Linked DNA regions of Homo sapiens: all the other regions are linked to region 2. A link is an interaction called in ENCODE POLR2A ChIA-PET data of the cell type or tissue named here. Cell type or tissue: CD4-positive, alpha-beta T cell. All regions are shown on one strand. Links, peaks and the distances in the headings refer to the core of each region. The heading gives the core; the rest is flanking DNA.

Evidence for each region. ChIA-PET counts read pairs that join two places held together with the same protein. Peaks named below come from ENCODE experiments on the same cell type or tissue, not always from the same donor. Only the 100,000 strongest peaks of a DNase experiment are listed, where the experiment ranks them.
Region 1: POLR2A ChIA-PET joins it to region 2 with 10 read pairs; 10 of 35 experiments call an interaction of 5 or more read pairs at or near these places.
Region 3: POLR2A ChIA-PET joins it to region 2 with 18 read pairs; 10 of 35 experiments call an interaction of 5 or more read pairs at or near these places.

The regions. Positions count from the first base shown.
Region 1 is chr6:11,719,737-11,725,636 of GRCh38, reverse strand. ADTRP (androgen dependent TFPI regulating protein) reads left to right here. Exons shown (of 6, transcript NM_032744.4): 5 at 2,137-2,288. Among named protein-coding and RNA genes, the nearest start is that of ADTRP, 56 kb to the left of the region's middle. RefSeq lists an enhancer at 2,224-3,423. In CD4-positive, alpha-beta T cell, for the core only: no CTCF peak of the experiment used is centred there; a DNase peak (open chromatin) is centred at 3,196; H3K27ac peaks cover 711 bases.
Region 2 is chr6:12,005,269-12,011,168 of GRCh38, reverse strand. It overlaps a transcript of HIVEP1 not described here. Among named protein-coding and RNA genes, the nearest start is that of HIVEP1, 4.1 kb to the left of the region's middle. RefSeq lists an enhancer at 262-806 and a silencer at 1,880-1,999. In CD4-positive, alpha-beta T cell, for the core only: no CTCF peak of the experiment used is centred there; DNase peaks (open chromatin) are centred at 2,128 and 2,468; H3K4me3 peaks cover 2,696 bases; H3K27ac peaks cover 2,591 bases.
Region 3 is chr6:11,726,888-11,732,787 of GRCh38, reverse strand. The region is part of intron 4 of ADTRP (androgen dependent TFPI regulating protein); the gene reads left to right. LOC124901258 (a long non-coding RNA gene) reads right to left here and starts at 5,623. Exons shown (of 2, transcript XR_007059452.1): 1 at 5,374-5,623; 2 at 1,541-2,730. RefSeq lists enhancers at 31-120, 401-700, 3,085-3,254 and a cis regulatory region at 3,169. In CD4-positive, alpha-beta T cell, for the core only: no CTCF peak of the experiment used is centred there; DNase peaks (open chromatin) are centred at 477, 1,917, 3,457 and 4,197; H3K4me3 peaks cover 1,807 bases; H3K27ac peaks cover 3,444 bases.

The DNA.
Region 1 (5,900 bases), core at 278-5,277, 290 kb after region 2:
TTTGGGGAGAACCACCATATAGTTTTCCAAGGCAGATGTACCATCTTCCATTCCTACCAACAATGAACAAGGGTTCCAATTTCTCTATGTCCTTACTAACACTTGTTATCTTGTCTTTTTAAAAAAAATATAGTATCCATCCTAATGAGTGTAAGACAATATCTCACTGTCATTTTGATTTGCATTTCTTCTAGTTATTAGTGATGTTGAACATCCTTTCATGCATTTGTTGGCCTTTTATGTATCTTCTCTGTAAAAGGTCTATTCAAGTCCTTTGTCCATTTTTAATTGAGTTATTTGGGTTTTTTGTTATTGTTGAGTTACAGGAATATTTTACATATTTTGGATATTAACCCCTTATTAGAGATATGATTAGAAATATTGTTTCCCATTCCATGGATTGCCTTTTCACACTGTTTATTGTGTCCTTTGTTGCAGAGATGATCCCTTAAGTTTTACACCCTAGGGCCTCTCTTGCTTCACCCTACTCCCGGTCCTGAATATAGCCCTTGACTCTTCCACAAACCATTTAACAAACTTCAAGTATTTGAAATGACAGAGATCACCCTTGGGTTTCTGAAAGTTTAAGCACAGAATTTCATTCTTCCATCTGAATTCCTTTGACAACGTGGGATATTCAAATTTAAATATTGTTTTTGAAGCATAACCTGGCCTATCCTAATTGCTACAAGAGATCAGCAGCTTCAAAGAAGGCTTTCTGAGAGCACTCCCATTGTGCCATCCCTCAGTGGAGATGGAAGCTTTTGAACTCTTGTCAAATATTACAATGTGCCAAGCACTGTTCTGTGTCTTTTACATGTGTTAACTCCCGTAATCTTTACAACAGCCTTAGAAGGTGTATGCTGTTTGGATCTTCACTTTACACATTGAGGAGATGGGGACAGAAAGGTTGATGAAATTGCTGGAGGTAACATAGCTACTAGGTGGCAGAGCTGGGGTTTGAATCACAGAAGCCCAGTTCCAGATTCTGTGCTCCTAACCAATGATGAACTGTAGCTGATGCATCAGCTTCCCCACATTTAATTTTTTAAAGTTATTTCAGACTTTGGCACCTTCCAGTGCAGTTGGTTTCCAGCAAACTGCATTTTTAGGCTTCACTTAGACATCATGGCTCTTCTCCTAGCATTTCTTTTCCTTCTCTCGGCTTCCAGAAATGACTTACAGCCTATCCTCACATAAGCAAGATCTGAGCCTCCCTGCAAATCCATGCATTACTGCCTAACACTCTATTTATGGCTATATGCATGAGTGAAAATCAGGGCCGACAGTTAAATCCTAGGCATATTGTGTTAGGGCAATAACGCTCTATCTCTGCTCCCTCATCCCCGCAGACTTGGAGAGCTAAGGGAAAGCTGCACCTGATTCTTAGATCCAAAAAAGCAAACCCCACTTCTCTGGCTTAGAGCCAGCAAAATCAATGCCATAATAGCAGGTTCAATGTCTCAGCAGGCCATACCTCTCAGGGAAAGGGATCATTCATGTTCCCACATACTCTCTTTAGTTCTTTAGCTAACGATGGTTCTATGTTTGTTTGTTTGTTTGTTTGTTTGTTTTTGAGACAAAGTTTCACTCTTGTTGCCCAGGCTAGAGTGCAGTGGCGTGATCTTGGATCACTGCAACCTCTGCCTCCCAGGTTCAAGCGATTCTTCTTCCTCCGCCTCCCTAGTAGCTGGGATTACAGGCCTGAGCCACCATGCCCAGTTAATTTTTTGTATTTTTAGTGGAGATGGGGTTTCATCATGTTGGCCAGGCTGCTCTCGAACTCCTGACCTCAGGTGATCCACCCCCCTCAGCCTCCCAAAGTGCTGGGATTACAGGCATGAGCCACAGTGCCTGGCCCTATGTTCTCTTATATTTTTTCACCAATGTTGAATTTAAGTGGATTAGGTAAAACAGCCCAGCCCAGCCCATCAAACAGCATGTCTTATTGAATCAAGTTGATTTACCCAGAAAAGCCTCACTTCTTTAGGTTTGTGGGAATACTACAGCTGTTGACAAACGTCCCTGATGGGTTCTCTTCCCCTGCCTGGGTACCAGTACCTCATTAATCCTGATGAGAAAATGGCTTGTTTTTCTCCTCCTGCTATAACCACCACGACTTCTTATTTCCTGCAGCATCCTATGGCTCTACTTTGAGACGGGTACCTGGGTGTATCCTGTGTTTGCCAAACTCAGCCTCTTGGGTCTAGCAGCTTTCTTCTCTCTCAGCTACGTCTTCATCGCCAGCATCTACCTACTTGGAGAGAAGCTCAACCACTGGAAATGGGGTCAGTGTATTTCTTTCTTAGCTACAGATGCGCTTCTTCCGTGTCTGCCTCTCCCCTTCACCTGGAAACAGAAAGAAAAACTAGCCGCAAACAGAAGCAATGATGCTTACTGTCTTTGTCCAAAGTACTCAGACAGGTCCTGCCAAGAGGTCCTGCCAAGGCAAGAGGACAGCGTTGGGGGTGGGGCACTCTTTTAAAGGACCCCATCAAAGGATCTCCCCTCCTCCCCCAAACAATGTGTCATTTAACTTTAGAGCTAAAAATAATCTTCTTTAGAAAGCCCAGGACCTAGAGAACAAGGTATTACCATCCCTAGCATGAATAAATAAAATCAGGGGTCTCCCCCTAACCCAAGTGAGGGCTCCAGGGACACAAGCTTTGAAAATATCAAGGTTTCATTTTGAGGGAAGTGAGTCCAGATAGCCCTCTCAGCTCCTCCCACCTCCTCCCAACTCAGCAGTACCTCATTAGGCTGCTCCTCAGCCTTCCATAAGACATTTACCAGATGAAATCACATCCTAGACTTGAGATTGAAATCCTCATTCAGACAGAGTCTTCAGCAATGAGAATATGTCAGTAAGTTAAGCTTTCTCGTTATAGGTGGGTACAATCCTGTTGCTTCTTCCTAAGAAAAAAAAATCATCTTAACTTAGTTAATTTTAAAATGGAAGATTTCATTCTCCTTCCTGCTTCCTCTCTCCCCACCCCACCCCAGAATATTTTTTTATTGTTGGAAAAGTAACTACCAGAAAGTCAGGCTGTAAAACACCCATGACTTGCTTCCCTACCCCAGGAGAAGCGCAGGAACTCTACCCTGATTCTGTATATAAGGATGGCAAAGAGTCACACCCAGTCCCCCACATCACTCGCCCACATGCCATTCTGTTCTATCAAAATAGAGATGGCAGAAGTGCCATCTTCCGCCCAATCTATGAACTGGTGTGAAAACATAAGCCCGTGTATGCAAAAAAAACCTGACAGTTTCAGAAGGTTCAGTACCAGAGTGTGCGTTTCTGAGAGGAAGCTGAGACCCTGGAGAAATAAGCACGCAACTTGGATGTATCACATGTTTTCTACTCTTGGAGAATTTGACTGGTTTAAGAAACTCTCAAGGGCAAAATTCTCTTTGAAAGCAAACACTTAAAAAAATGGAATACTAAAAATTACTTCCCAATCAGGATTCCAAATCACAGAAAATTATCGCAAAAAAAAAAATGTGTTGACATTTCAGATGTGTTGACATATAATTCTAACTAGTTTTGGCTCCTTGAAGTTCTGGGTAAAGATTTCTGATGCCTCCCCAAATCTCTCTCTCTCTATATATATTTAAAGAAGCTTTAAGATATAGGAAGTACAGAGAAAAACTTGATTACTTAGAGCTTAGAGAACAATAACTTTTAAAATCAATTGTATTGAGTTCAATAATGTATTGAGTTAATTTTTAAATTGTTACTCTATGGTGAATTTTAAACATCCATTGAATTAAAAAACAAAATTATCATCATATTTATTATTATTGAAATTACTATTCTCAATACAACGTTCTTAACAAGCCTCATTGTTTAAGTACTGCATCCAATTTTTAACTATAATTAGGTCTCAATAAACAGATAAGCTGGCATCATATGGACCCTCAACTACCTCATGTACATGCAAGTTTTCAAGTAGAAAGAGACGATTGTAAATGACTGTACTTACCTCTCGAGGTCTTTCTAGATTTTTAACTTTTTAAAGAAGAGAAAGGGTAAAAGGTCCTATTTAACATCAGAATAAGATCAGAAATGTATTAAATCTTGAACAGATCTTTATTAATTATAAATAATTTAATACGAATTAAAGAAAAATTAGATTTGTTAAAGTTGCAATGCAGTGAACACTTTTACATTGCTGAAAGCTAAATAACCTATGTGAACACATTTCCCCATGTCCTATTCTACTGAAAACACTTTCTAAGGCTTCCCCCAATTGACTGAAGAAAGTCCACACCCTTGGAATGACACACAAGGGCCTCTGTGACCCAGTCCCTGCTTTGGCTTTTGCTCTTCTATATGTGTGCCCCAGTGGCACCAAACTGCTGGTTTTCCCTCCACGTTGATGTTGTTTCTTACGTCCACGGGATTCTGTGTCTCCTCCAGTCTTTGCCTGGTTCATACTCATGCATTTCAACACTCGCCTCTTCCAGGAAGCCTTCCCTGGTCAGCCCAGGTTGGACTTCATGCCCTTCCCAGTGCTTCCCCCTTTACCTCCCAGTCACCAGACTTACCATTTTATCATGACTGCGGTTTTACTACTGCTTTAGGGATTTGTTTTTCCACTAGACCTCGGGTGTCTTACGAATTAGGGGTATGTCTTGTTCATCTCAAGATCCACTATTTCCATTAGCTTTCTCGTTGCCTCAATCAGTGCAGACAATAGAATATCCAAGGGCCTTTTTTCCTAGGTGTAAAGTACAACTTTTTGCAAAGGTGTTCTGGAGACAGCAGATAAGGAGTGACTCTAATGGCTGTAGAGTATTGGGCAGGGAGTTTAAGGAGTATAGGAGGGTGATGACAAGGCGTACCAGTTAGAGAGTTGTTGAAGACATGCATGTTAGGGCAGAAAGTATTAAACAGGGGAAAGAGCACTGGAATAGGAATCAAGAAAGCCACGGTAGATCGAGACCATCCTGGCTAACACAGTGAAACCCCGTCTCTACTAAAAATACAAAAAATTAGCCGGGTGTGGTGGCGGGCGCCTGTAGTCCCAGCTACGCGGGAGGCTGAGGCAGGAGAATGGCATGAAACCAGGAGGCGGAGCTTGCAGTGAGCCGAGATCGCGCCACTGCACTCCAGCCTGGGTGACTGAGCAAGACTCCATCTCAAAAAAAAAGAAAAGGGTATATCCCTCACCTGGCCGCAAACCAACCATGTATTCTGTGGCAATGCACTTCAATTCCTCAGTGATCAGACAGCCTCTAAGTAGAGTGACCACCAAGCCCAGGTGGCCTGAGATGATCCCTGTCTATTCCTGCTGTGCCAGTATTCATAAGGTTTAATATTGTCTAGGCTTGGGCACTCAGTTGACTGGTTCCCCTACTAGTGAGCCTTTCTCCAGATCTTCAGTTCTGGAAACTTATAGATAGCCACGTATTCTGTCCAAAGCCAGAGCTAAGCCTATGTTTTCCCTCCTTCCACAGCCTGAGCCCCCTTTGATGACAGGAGAAATTCAAATGAATGCTTTAGGGAGGCAGTCGGGGGCTGTGGTTAGAAGAAAAGTTCTGGTGCCAAACTGCCTCAGTCTCTATCTTGGCCCTGCCACTTGTACCTGTGACACTGAGTGAGACACTGAAGGTCTCTGTGCCCCAGCTTTCTCTTGTCCTAGTGGAGATAATGCTAGTGGCCTCCTCCTGGGCTCACGGAGAACCTCAGATGACTTGCTGAGGATCTAGCGCCTACAGCAGGACCTGGCATACAGTTAGTCACTGCTGCTGGTCATCTTATTCTCCCTCATTCTCCCCTTTGAGTTGATGTATAAATTACCAGTTTCCCAGCTGCAAGTGATTAAAGGTAACAGCTACCCGATAGCAGACGGACAGAGATGATGCACGTCCTCAGGTACTTACAGCAAATAGGA
Region 2 (5,900 bases), core at 334-5,333:
GGGCAGGGTGTTGGTTTGGAGAGTGGAAGGGGACATGTTAACCCTGAACTGAAACCACTTTTTGGTGGCGGATGTTCTATTAAAAGAGCGAGGAAAGCCAAGGTTATTCCAGAGGCCGCTCCAAAGCCCCGCTGGTGCTTCCCAGTGCCGAAGCTGCGAGCGCAATTAACCCCTGCCTGCCAGCCTGACAGCTTATAGGGCCAACCCGGGAGGGGACTTCGGGGACAGAAAAGGGGGGTGCGGGGCTGGTCGTCGGACCGGGCTCCAGGGAAGAGGGGAGAGCGTGAAAGGGGAAGAGGGAGTAATTAGCATGAACCAAGGTGTGACCCCGGCTGCTAGAAAGCAGTAGAGAAAGCAAGGAGTGGAAATCCATGGCAAAGCAGTGAAGAGGGGCTGGACCAGGGTAACGAAGGTTTTCAGGGTTAGACCTAAAGAACGTTCGCAGTTTGGGGCACAGAAATTCCACAGGTCCACCTCAAGAAGCAAAAGTGGCTGGTTTAACGGGCCACCTCAAACTTGAGAGGAATAAGGTGAAACAAAATTGATGCAAAAAAAAAAAAATCCCTGATGAAACTAAACTGGTTTCCCCTTTTAAGGAATAAAAATGCTAAACGACCATACAACCACTAAGACAGCTGGCCATCTGTGCAAACTTGAATTGTTTTGTTCCCTTGGGCTTCCATAACGACGTCTAGGTTTTTCCTGCTGGAGTTGACCCCTAAAATTCCCCTGAGGAAATCGTACCTCTGGCTCATTTGAGCTAAGAAAAGCTCAAACCACCAGAATGGGAATGATTAAAAATGGAATACTCAGTAATGGCGAGTGTGTAGCCAAAAATAATATCATGTAAAGGGAGAAATATGCCTACTACAAAGTAAATTTGGTTATAAAAGCAAAGATCATCCAACTGTGTACATGTACAATTATGTCTAGCATACTAATGCTAACCCTACGATGAAATAATGCAATTTTTATTTTCATTGTGCTATAACCATCTCTCATTTGTGAAATGAAATGATATCCAATAGGTTGCAATCACCAAAAAAGTATATAATGTAACTTCCCAACTGGGTTATTTGAATCCAAAAGTAAACATGCATTTAACTGTGAACGTATAGCTATTAATCTGTCAGGAGAAAGGTAATGTGATAATGAGTGAAGTTTGTATCACTTTGGAAGTGAAAAATGCTAACTGAATGAATAACGTTTAACCCAATAATTGTTGAGCACAACATACTGTCAACACAATGTTTATGTAGGATTCAGCATTACTACGAACTTTCTAACAAAACATACATGCAATTTCGAATTACGATAGGTAAATTTTGACATTTCAACTATTTCCTTGAGCAGCAAACCGATATTAAACTTTTATTTGAAATATATACAATACAGAATAGTTTCCTAGTAAGTTTTTGAATTTTCTAAATGCAGTTTCTTTTCCTAATTCTGCCTACAATTCTTCCCAGATATCAGGATGCAGGGAAACCTGGCTATACTATAAAGTAGCTTCTTTAGGCTTGTTTTGTGGCAAATCCAATATATTTTCTCAAAATGTATCAAATAAACACAGCGTGGGAAAAAAATGAAGCAGAGGGTGAATGTGGAGGATGAATGTGAATGGTAAACTGCAGTTTCAACTGTCAAAAATCCTGGGACAATGCAGGAGCAAGTGACCATTCTCTGCCCCCAAAAAAGAGGGGGCTCCTGGAGGTCCATTTCTCTATGGTTCCATCCCCACCGTCCGCGTGAACGCTTCTGGAGCCCCCCTTGGGGAAAGTGGGGTTCGAGGGAGGATAGTGTCACTGAAAAGCTCAACACACGTTTTTCTTGGCGAACAGTTTGGAGAGGGCACAAAGTCCACCCCGGAGCCGCGTCCACTGGGCCCCGCGCCACCCTGCCCGCCCCCGCCGCTGCGTCCACGGCTCGGGTTCCCACGCGGCCGCCCGGCCGGGCCCGGCTCAGGCACCCCCCTGGCGCGGCCCCGCGGCCCCGGCCCTCCGCCCAGCGCGCGGCCCGGCAGCGCCGCCGCCGCCGCCGCCGCCGCCACCGCCACGCGGAGATCCCGGAGGTTCCTCCCCGCCGGCCGCCGGGTCACGCCGCTCGTCCCTCCCCTCGGCCCTCCGCCCTCCGCCCTCCGCGCGCGCTGGGCTTTCCCATCCACCGGCCGAATCCCCTCCTCCTCTGGGCAACCCGGCGACAAAACCTTCCCCGCACGCCCTGCCAACTCTGCCCCACGCCCAGGCTCTTCCCAAGCCAGGCGCCAGACAAAAGAACCGAGAGAAAAACTTACCCGAACTGCAACACAAAAGTCTGATCCAAAGCTTCCTGGGTTTAACTTTTAATTTTAAAAACAAAAAAGCAGAAACCAAAAGCCTCCTAGGTTGGAAGTGGGCGTGAGAGGAAATGCTAGAGGGAGGCGCTTCATTCCCCGGGCTGCCTGTGCCCCCCTTTCTGGCCCCTGCCCGGGGCTTTGATGTTATCTAGTGCACCGCCTCCATCGGTTTCTACCTTGGGCTCTGCGCCGCCGAGAAGATAGACAGATCTTCCGCACTTCACTTGCAGGTTCTGAGAGAGGCAAGCAGGTAGTCGCGGGAAAGGACCCACACTCCTTAGCCCCGCAGTGAGAGAGGAACATTTGCACGGGCTTCCTGTTGCTACCTGGACTGAAATGAACAATCCACCCCTCTAGTGATCCTGGAGACTTGCACCGTATGGTCTTTCCTGCTAGACGCACAGCGGGAGGCCTCCTACATTAGATTCATTTTCCCTCCACCCGTAGCACAAACTTGTAAGATGGTGGTGGAGTATGTTTCCTGAGGCTTTGTTCGGGTTTTAGATCTCAGTTTGGAAGGTAAATATTATTTCCCTTCTGAGACAGTCCTGCAGCCTTGAAAAGACAAGAATAAAAATCTAAAGGCAACAAATTCTATAACATGCTTTCCATACACCATAAATTCCCTTATGGGTCAAAATATCCGCACACTTTCCCCTCACGTTATGAAAAGCTTGTAACTGTTGATTTTCTTTTGTCTGGACACTAGCAGACACTGGATATAGTTTTTCATTAGGTTAGCAGTCTCGGGACCATCACTAACAAAACACTACAACAAAGAATTTTTTTTTTTTTAACAGATTACTAATAAAGAAGGACGGCAGTGTCTAGCAATCAGCCTTACCTGTGCCTCCACTTTACACCAACAGAAGCTTGTGTTCAGGCCTTGCCCTCTGGAAGATTACAAATTAATGGAGACAGGATAAACACATGGAAAAATACCTAGAGGGAAAAAAAGATATAAGAGGCTTATAAACAGAGCCAATTAAAGTTATACAGTTATTTACATGATCGCTGAGAGGCTTCTGCTTGAGTAGAGGACGGGGTGAGCAGAGTCCCATCCTGGGGGTGAGTTCTCAGTGGGATATTGAAGGAGAGAAAGTTCACGATTTGGCAGTGGTGGAAGTACAGCATTCTAGAGGAGGGAAATAACTTGAAGGTGAGAGCAAGTGAACTGTGTGTGATGGTTTTTCCACCGAGAGCAGAAAGTCTAAGCAAATGGGAAACAAGTAACACCCATGCCAGGACACTTGAGAGTGAAAGGGAAGGTATTAATAATTATACTCAGGGCCGGGCGCAGTGGCTCACGCTTGTAATCCCAGCACTGTGGGAGGCCGAGGGGGGCGGATCACAAGGTCAGGAGATCGAGACCATCCTGGCTAACACAGTGAAACCCTGTCTCTACTAAAAATAGAAAAATTAATTGGGCGTGGTGACGGGCGCCTGTATTCCCAGCTATTCGGGGGGCTGAGGCAGGAGAATGGCGTGAACCAGGGAGGCGGAGCTTGCAGTGAGCCAAGATCACGCCACTGCACTCCAGCCTGGGCCACAGAGCGAGACTCCGTCTCAAAAAAAAAATCATGCTCAGATGAGAGATGTACACCTGGATTGCCCCGGGGCCATTGGGAAGGGTGGGTTCTCTCGTAATGAGCTAGGAAGACAGAATGGGCAGGCAACAGGCAACCAGAGAAGAGCCTACTCAGTCATCATTTGGAAGGAATTAAGACATGATATTACAAACAGTTGGTAGCTATTTGGAGACATCTGGCCTGAGAATGGTCTTTTTAAGGAAAGTTATTGTTACTGATGGATTTAGGATCGATATGGAGGCTGGTTACAAAAACTGCAGTAACATTAGCAGTTGTAATAATGGTAGTGGTAGTGATTAACAGCTATTGAGCGCTTACGACTTGCCGGGTTTTCCTATATAAACTCATTTAGTCCCCGCCATAAACCCACACTGTAGATGAAGAAACAGAGGCTTAGAAATGCTACATAGTCTTCCGGAAGCTACAGAGCTGGTAAATGATAGAACTATGATGGGGATCCAGAAAATATTCAGATGCTCAAAGTTTAAAGATTATATTTTGTGAAAACCAGATTTCAATAACTTTATAATATTCTACATCAATGGAGAGAATAAGAAAAGGGAATTTTTTAAAGTTTTTCAAATTTCGATGTGTCATGAAAATGATGGGCATCCTGGCATGGTGTGAGGCTTAAGGAAAAGAAGAGAAAATGTGTTTGATTTTAACCATGTCTTGTTTTTAGAAGGATGATTTAATTCACATTTACGCCAGTACTGATACTGTTACCTGTAGGAGACGTGCTATTAGAGCAAACCACATCTCATTGAAAAGCCTCTCTTTCAATGGCAAGTAACGACAGTTTAATGGATATTATTTGGTGTACTATCTGTGAAGAGGGGAAAGAAAACTAGATGTGATTGATACCTGCAGTTCCTGAAAGAATTCCTCATAAGCTATGTCCACAAGTGGCATACTGAGGAACCCTAGAGGAAGAATAGCATTCAATGAAAATGACCCAACCTCATCTGTGATCTAACAAGGTGGTATTTTTGTTCCAGTGGGCCCTGAGTTAATACAGTGTCCCACAGTTCTAGAGGCTGGGAGTTCAAGATCAAGGCATCAGCAGGGTTGGCTTTCTCCGAGGCCTGTCTTCTTGGCTTGTAGACTGCCACCTTCTCTCTGTGTCCTCACATGGCCTTTCCCAGGTGTAGTGCTTATACAGAGAGAGGGAGCACTGGCTCTTTGGTGTCTCTTCTTTTAAGGTCGCTAATCCCATTAGATCAGTACCCCACCCTTATTACCTAATTTAACCTTAATTACCTCCTAAAGACTCTATCTCCAGATACAGTAACATTGGGGGTTAGGGCTTCAACATATCAATTGGGATGCTGGGGGGACAATTCAGTTCATAGCAGATACCAAGAGTATATTTACATAGAATTGTAGATAGAGTTAATGCCGGCCTAGGAAAGGGGCTTGTCAGTTGCTTGAGGAGGAGCCGAAAGACTTCATTCTAGACTTTCTTATTTCCATGAAGAATTACTCCTAAATAACTCTTAAAACATTGTTGTGTAAATACTCTTTCACATTTCTAGTAAAATGGTTCTCAAACCTCCTGTGGAAAGCCGTCTTGGTGCACACCTTTAGTGTGTTATAAATAAAGTGATTTTGTCGATTGCCAAAGGATTTAAGGGTTTTATTTTCCCCATTGTAATCACAATCTGAACACATGTAAATTAAACATGATATGTCCTATCTCAAGTGTGGATACCCCCTCCCCTATCCCATAGTCTCTGCCTCATCATCATTCATTAATTTCCTTTATAACATCGCACAGTCTACAATTATCTTATTGGTTTCCATGTTTATTATCTCTCAACCCTCTACTAGACTATGAGGGCCATGAGTGAAGTGGCAATGCTTTGTTCCTCTCTGTCTCCCCAGCACCTAGAACAGTGTTGAAATAAATGTGTGTTGAATGAATGTTGTAGTCTGAGGCCTGCTCACCTTCCAGTTTAGTTGCTAAGCCTTTCATA
Region 3 (5,900 bases), core at 418-5,417, 280 kb after region 2:
GGTAATGAAGGGAGTGGAGGGAAGGGATGGAGACCTGTCACCAGCAGGAACGTGACTGGGTGAGCCCCAGTGCCCAGTGGGGAGCTGAGGTGGTTTGGGATTTCGTCCTTCATGAAAAATGCTAAGTTGGTATTTGGTCCACTAAGCCCCATTTTTGCTAGAACAAATCAAATATAGACACTTAAAGGAGGGTGTTTGATGTGATCCTGTTGATGGAAGCATCTCTATTTCTGCTCACGCCCTGGTTAGAGGAGCTCAGACTCTTTGGTGCCTGCCAACCCCACCCTTACGCAGTTTCCAGGGCCCCTGGCTCCTCACAGCCACAGATGGCCATGAAGTTCTACAAACTGCAGACACCCATGGAGACGTTTTAGGGAAGTGGCTATGGGCCCACTGTCAGATGTGCCAGTTTGGACAGTCAAATGGGGAAATGGCATAACACGAATGAGGTAAAGAGCATGGGCTCGGGCCAGAGGGAGCGTGAGAAACGAACATGAGTCAGGAAAACGGCACTGAAGCTGAGCTGGAGAAGCATTTCACCGCCGAAACCATGTTCAAATGACCTAAAAATAGTTCCTGAGACCGTGGGGACCGCCTTACATGTGGTGGTTGCTTTTAGTTATTTTTCAGATTGCAAAATTGAAGAGCTCTCCCCTAAGTGGGAAAATAAAGCTTTGCAAAATAGTAATGACTGCAAAGCTTTCATTTCCTTTGGAAAGCATTAGTCACCTTTAAATATGGTAGCTCACTTATTTCTCCCTTCTCTCCTACCCCAAAACACCTCACCTAGTTCTCCCTGAGGCAGTGGTGAGGAGCAAAAAAATAGAAATGTTCCTTCTGCTGGTTTTTATTCTTTCTTTTATTGAATAAATATTTTCCCTAACACATGGTTGGTCCTGCCCAGAAAAGCAATGTTATATCAGGCCAAGCTTCAGCCTGCAGGGGGTTTATCCTTAATAAGTGGAGATGACCCATGCATACAAATTATAAGTGCAGAAGATGGAAAGTGGTAAAACCTCATAAAAAAAACACAAGGAGCCACAGAAAAGGAAGAGTTTGCATCCAGCTGAGCGGTGTGGGAAGGGCACTGTGGAAGGCATGCATTGGATCTGAGCCCTGAAGGACCGGCAGGATTGGAGCTAGAAAAAATGAGAGAAGGTAAACAAAAGGAGCACAGTCCCAAGGCCAGGAGAGTGCAGAAAGCGTGAGAGCAAGGGTCAGTAATTCTCTTTGCTGGACCTGTTTGTGAAAGAGACTAATGAGAAATATCCCTGGAACTACCCACTCATGAAGGCTTGCAGATGGCAGACTAGAGGATGTTGGACATAGTATAGAAAATGGGAGCATTTGTTGTTGCTGTTGTTTGTTTGTTTGTTTGGAGTGGAAGCAAGGGTGAGCAGTATTTGTAACTTGGCCAGCAAATTATGCTTTAAAATGTCATTCTTGACAATAGTGCTTCAAATAAGTTGGAGTGACAAGAGATGGGAAACAAAATAAAATATAAACCAATATAAAAATAAAAACTAGCCAGCACATTATGTACTTTGATCACAATGTCTTAGTTTTTATGTATGGTTATTTCACAGTTCCAGTGATATCCCCAAGCACCCTTCTGCCTTGGAGGTCTTGGTCCAGTTTTCCAAGGAGTTCCAATAATCTGCTGAGTGCTCACACATGCCCCTGTCGTGCACTGCACAACCCATGCTGCACACTGTTCTGAGCATTGTTCTTACACACAGATAGCAAAACTGTAATCCCCACTGGGTCCAACATCCCCACCTGGCACAGTGTTAAGGGTTAGCACACCATGCCCACTGCTGATGCCAACAGTGTCATTTACCCATCAGCCCCCTGTGTTGGTAGAATTAACAATGTTACTCGCCACAGCAACCACCCCAGCTGGCCTGGAGTGCATCATCACACTGCTCTTGGTAGACCAGAAACCTACTGATGCTGCAGGTGTCCCTGCTAGTGTGTAAAGTATTGCATGCCCCGTACAAACACTGCACAGATATGCAGCTGTCACCCAGCCTTGGGGCAGATGTTTGTAAAGTCCCTTCCCCAAAGTAGTTGCTATGAGGCAAGAGAGAGAATTACTTTCTTTTATACTGTGCTCTCCAGGGTAAGATCCCTCAGCAAAGCTTCCTGGGTTCCCAGAAGTAACAGTTCTTTAAATTCATGCCTCATTTACAAATACATGTACACATCTTACCCTGAGAATACATTAAAAACTGCCAAGGGGTGGACTAAGCTGAGTTCCAGGACCAGCCACCTTGCCATTTCCAGAATCAGCAATTCTCTTCTTCTCTTTCTGGTTTTTATTCATTTTTCTATTGAATAAATATTTTCCCTAACACATGGTTGGTCCTGCTCAGAACCAACCATGTTGTGAACTCCCTACCAGAGCCACTGTTACCGTTTCCAAAATATGACCTTCAACTGAGATCATCCAGGTCAACCATAGCTTTATAACCTCAACTCAGCAGGGATTGGAATCTCAGCACCATTTTCCACAGAAGAAATCCTTACCCTACCTGTAAATTCATATATGAAAATTAATTAAAAAGATGCCACACAACACATCCTTGTTGTCAACATGCGGGGTCCAGCCCAGCCAGGATCCAAACTGAAGAGGGATGGAGGTGGAGGACTAGGAGAGGAGAGGGTATCTCATCTCCTGCTCTTCTCATCTTTCCTGTTCAAACCTTAGTTCTTATTCAACCAAAATGCCTGTAACAGAAATCAGAAATAATAACGGCATGAAGAGAGTAAAACTGTAGAATCAGAAATGAGAGACATGCCTGAGACACATTGTTGAAACAACAGAATAGGTTTTATGGATTGATTGACATGTACCACACAAATGAAAAGGAAAAATTAGGATAATTCTAAAAATTTTAAGTTAGTAGACAAGAAAAATGGTGATTCCATTGATAGATGAAAATGAATTGTGAAAGTAATCGTCTTGGGTATAAGTAAAACAGTCAGTTTAATATCCCATATCTAGGTCTCATTTCAAAAATACTCTGGTTTAATTGGTTCAGGATATGCCCTCAGCATTGGAATTTTTAAGGCCCTCAAGTCAATTCTAATTTTGAGACAAGATTGAGAATCACCTGCCTGGAGGAATTTCCATTCAGAAATTCAGACCCTGCAGTCTCAAGAAAGATGGGGCTGAGGAGATGCAGCTAGTTGAACCCTCGTGGAGTGACAAGATTGCTGGAAAGAGAGAGAGGAGAGAGGGAAGATAAGTAAGAAGCAAACACCAGGGAAAGGCCCTCCTCTCAGGGACAGGAGGGGGAAGGAGCAGCAAAGGTAGCAAGGAATTACCAGGTAGTAGAAGGGCAGGAAGTTAGAAAACCATGGGCCCTGAAGGCAGAGAGGCTTCAAACTGGAAGGGGGTGTCTCAGGGAGGGGTTGGGCAACAGCTCTAAATGCCGTGATGAGGTTGCCACCCCAATGACTCTCATCACTGCCGACACCTCAACATCTAGGTAAACTATTTGACTAACACTCTAGCCTTGCAGTTTCTCCTGACTCTTTCTGTTTGATTTATTCTCCTGGGCTGGAAAGACGTGACCTGAGGGTTAACACCGAAAGAAAGAATTATATGCCCAAAGCCCACAAAACTCCGTTATCTGTTTATCTGCCACCCACAGACGTCGGTATTTCTCTACTGATAAGACGCAGAAGTTATGAATTTCTTGACAGCCATTATAATGCTCTAAGATTTAGGATAAGGAGACCCTAAAAGATTAATTTTTGGCTGCCATTTGGTGCCCACCCAGTCCAACTCACAGAGGTTCACGTAGCAGATGGCTCAAGAAAGATGTGAAATTGCTCTTTGAACTGAGGGGCAACGTCATTGGCCTCTTCAAAGTATTAGTAAAGTGAGATTAACCAAAACTTGAAAGGCCACTGGGTACATTTCCAAATTTCCAGAGCCTGTGGTGGTCTTGGTGAGTCAGGCGACTGAGAGCCGTCCATAGCAGTGTCCTACAGAGCCACCCAACACAGCCATTCATTTCAAAATTCAAAGAACCTGCTGCATTTTGGGCACTTGGCAAATAAATGTGCCTGACAGAGACAGTCCCTGCCCCTGCAGAGCTTTCAAGCTAGTGAGAAAAACAATCAAATAAGTAACAAAGGTAAGTTCCAGGGTGGAGGAAGCACCTGGCGTAAGCATTTACCCGAATCAGGGTTGGGGGAGAGAGCTTCAGGAAATCTTTTCTAGAGAAATAGACTTTTAAGCTGAGATTTGAAGCGTGAGTAAGATTCAGCCAGACACAGGGCAAAGAGAAGTAGGTTCCAGGAAACAAAAAGGTCAGAGGTGTACCCAGTGAAGACAACAGCAGGTGTGAAAGCCAAGAAACTGCAGCGCTCAGTTCACTCAAGAAACAAAGGGGTTCAATATGGATGGACTGCAGATCTCCAGATGGAAGCGGGGCATGGCCAGGCCAGGTAAGCAGCTGGGATCCTGGGATTCACTGCAGGCAGGGGAGGGCTGTGGACAGAGCTCGCTTTTAGGAAGATTACCGGATTACTGATGGCTTGCAATAGGGGAAGTGGGTTGAAAGGAGCAAGAAAGCCTAGTTGGTAGACAATGACAGAAACCCAAATGGAATGAAGGAGGCTGAAGGAAGATTGTGAAATGTGTGCGCTGAAGAAACATTTAGAAGGAAGTTTAGTATAGATATGATTTCATGGGATCAAACTTGGGGGCAAGATTGAATGGAGGGCTGACATTGGCTGAAATAGAAGACATGTTGAATGCAAAGTTCCCTCCCTCCCTCCCTCCCTCCCTCCCTACCTACCTCCCTCCCTCCCTGCCTCCCTTCCTTCCTTCTTTCCGTCCTTCCTTCCTTCCTTCCTTCTTCTTTCCCCTCTCTCTTCCCACCTTCCCCTCATATTCAGGCAAGCCATAAAGAAGTGATGTCAACTAACAGTGTGACTCTGTCCTCATTCACGCCTCTCTGCTGAGTACCCTTGGTAAATTACTATCATCTTGCCTCATACTCTGTATCTCTGTTAATTTTCCTACTGTCAGGTACCACACCTATAACTTTCCTTACACTTTATCTGTGAAAGTACACAATTCATTAGCTTACCTCGGGAACTTTCTTTTACAAGCCTTATGCTGAAGGAAACAAACATGAAGTAAACAGAAATTTTCCAAGCCTCTGGGGGGATGTCCTTATTTATAGACTATCTTACATAAATGTGCATGGGAATTCAGAAGCCCTAATTTCAACTATATAAAGTAAACAAAGTGAACTAAGTGATGCAACTTTTTGGAGTACATTCAGAGCTCCTCACTGACTCCAAACTCCTAGCCCTATCTACTTGAAACTGTTTATTTTCTATGCCATATACCTTCTTTGTCCTGCCATGAGAAGTAGCCATGCAGGTAAGAATCACTGTGGGCATCCTGTAATGCATCCATGGAACGCATATCTTAAAGAACTCTAGGCTGGCCATGGTGGCTCATGCTTGTAATCCCAGCACTTTGGGAGGCTGAGGTGGGCGGATCACAAGGTCAGGAGTTTGAGACCATCCTGACCAACATGGTGAAACCCTGTCTTTACAAAAAATACAAAAATTAGCTGGGCATGGTGGCGCACGCCTGTAAACCCAGCTACTCGGGAGGGTGAGGCAGGAGAATCGCTGAACCCAGGAAGCGGAGCTTGCAGTGAGCCGAGATTGCACCACTGCACTCCAGCCTGAGCAACAGAGTGAGACTCCATCTAAAAAAAGAAAAAGAATTCTAATATTAGTAACAATGATGATAATTATTGTTTGTTCTAGTCACCTCATTCTCAATCTGGGAGGAACATCCAGACAAGTTTGGGAAAGCAGAGTGATACCAGCAGGGCCCAGGCGAGGAACTAAATGCCAACCCT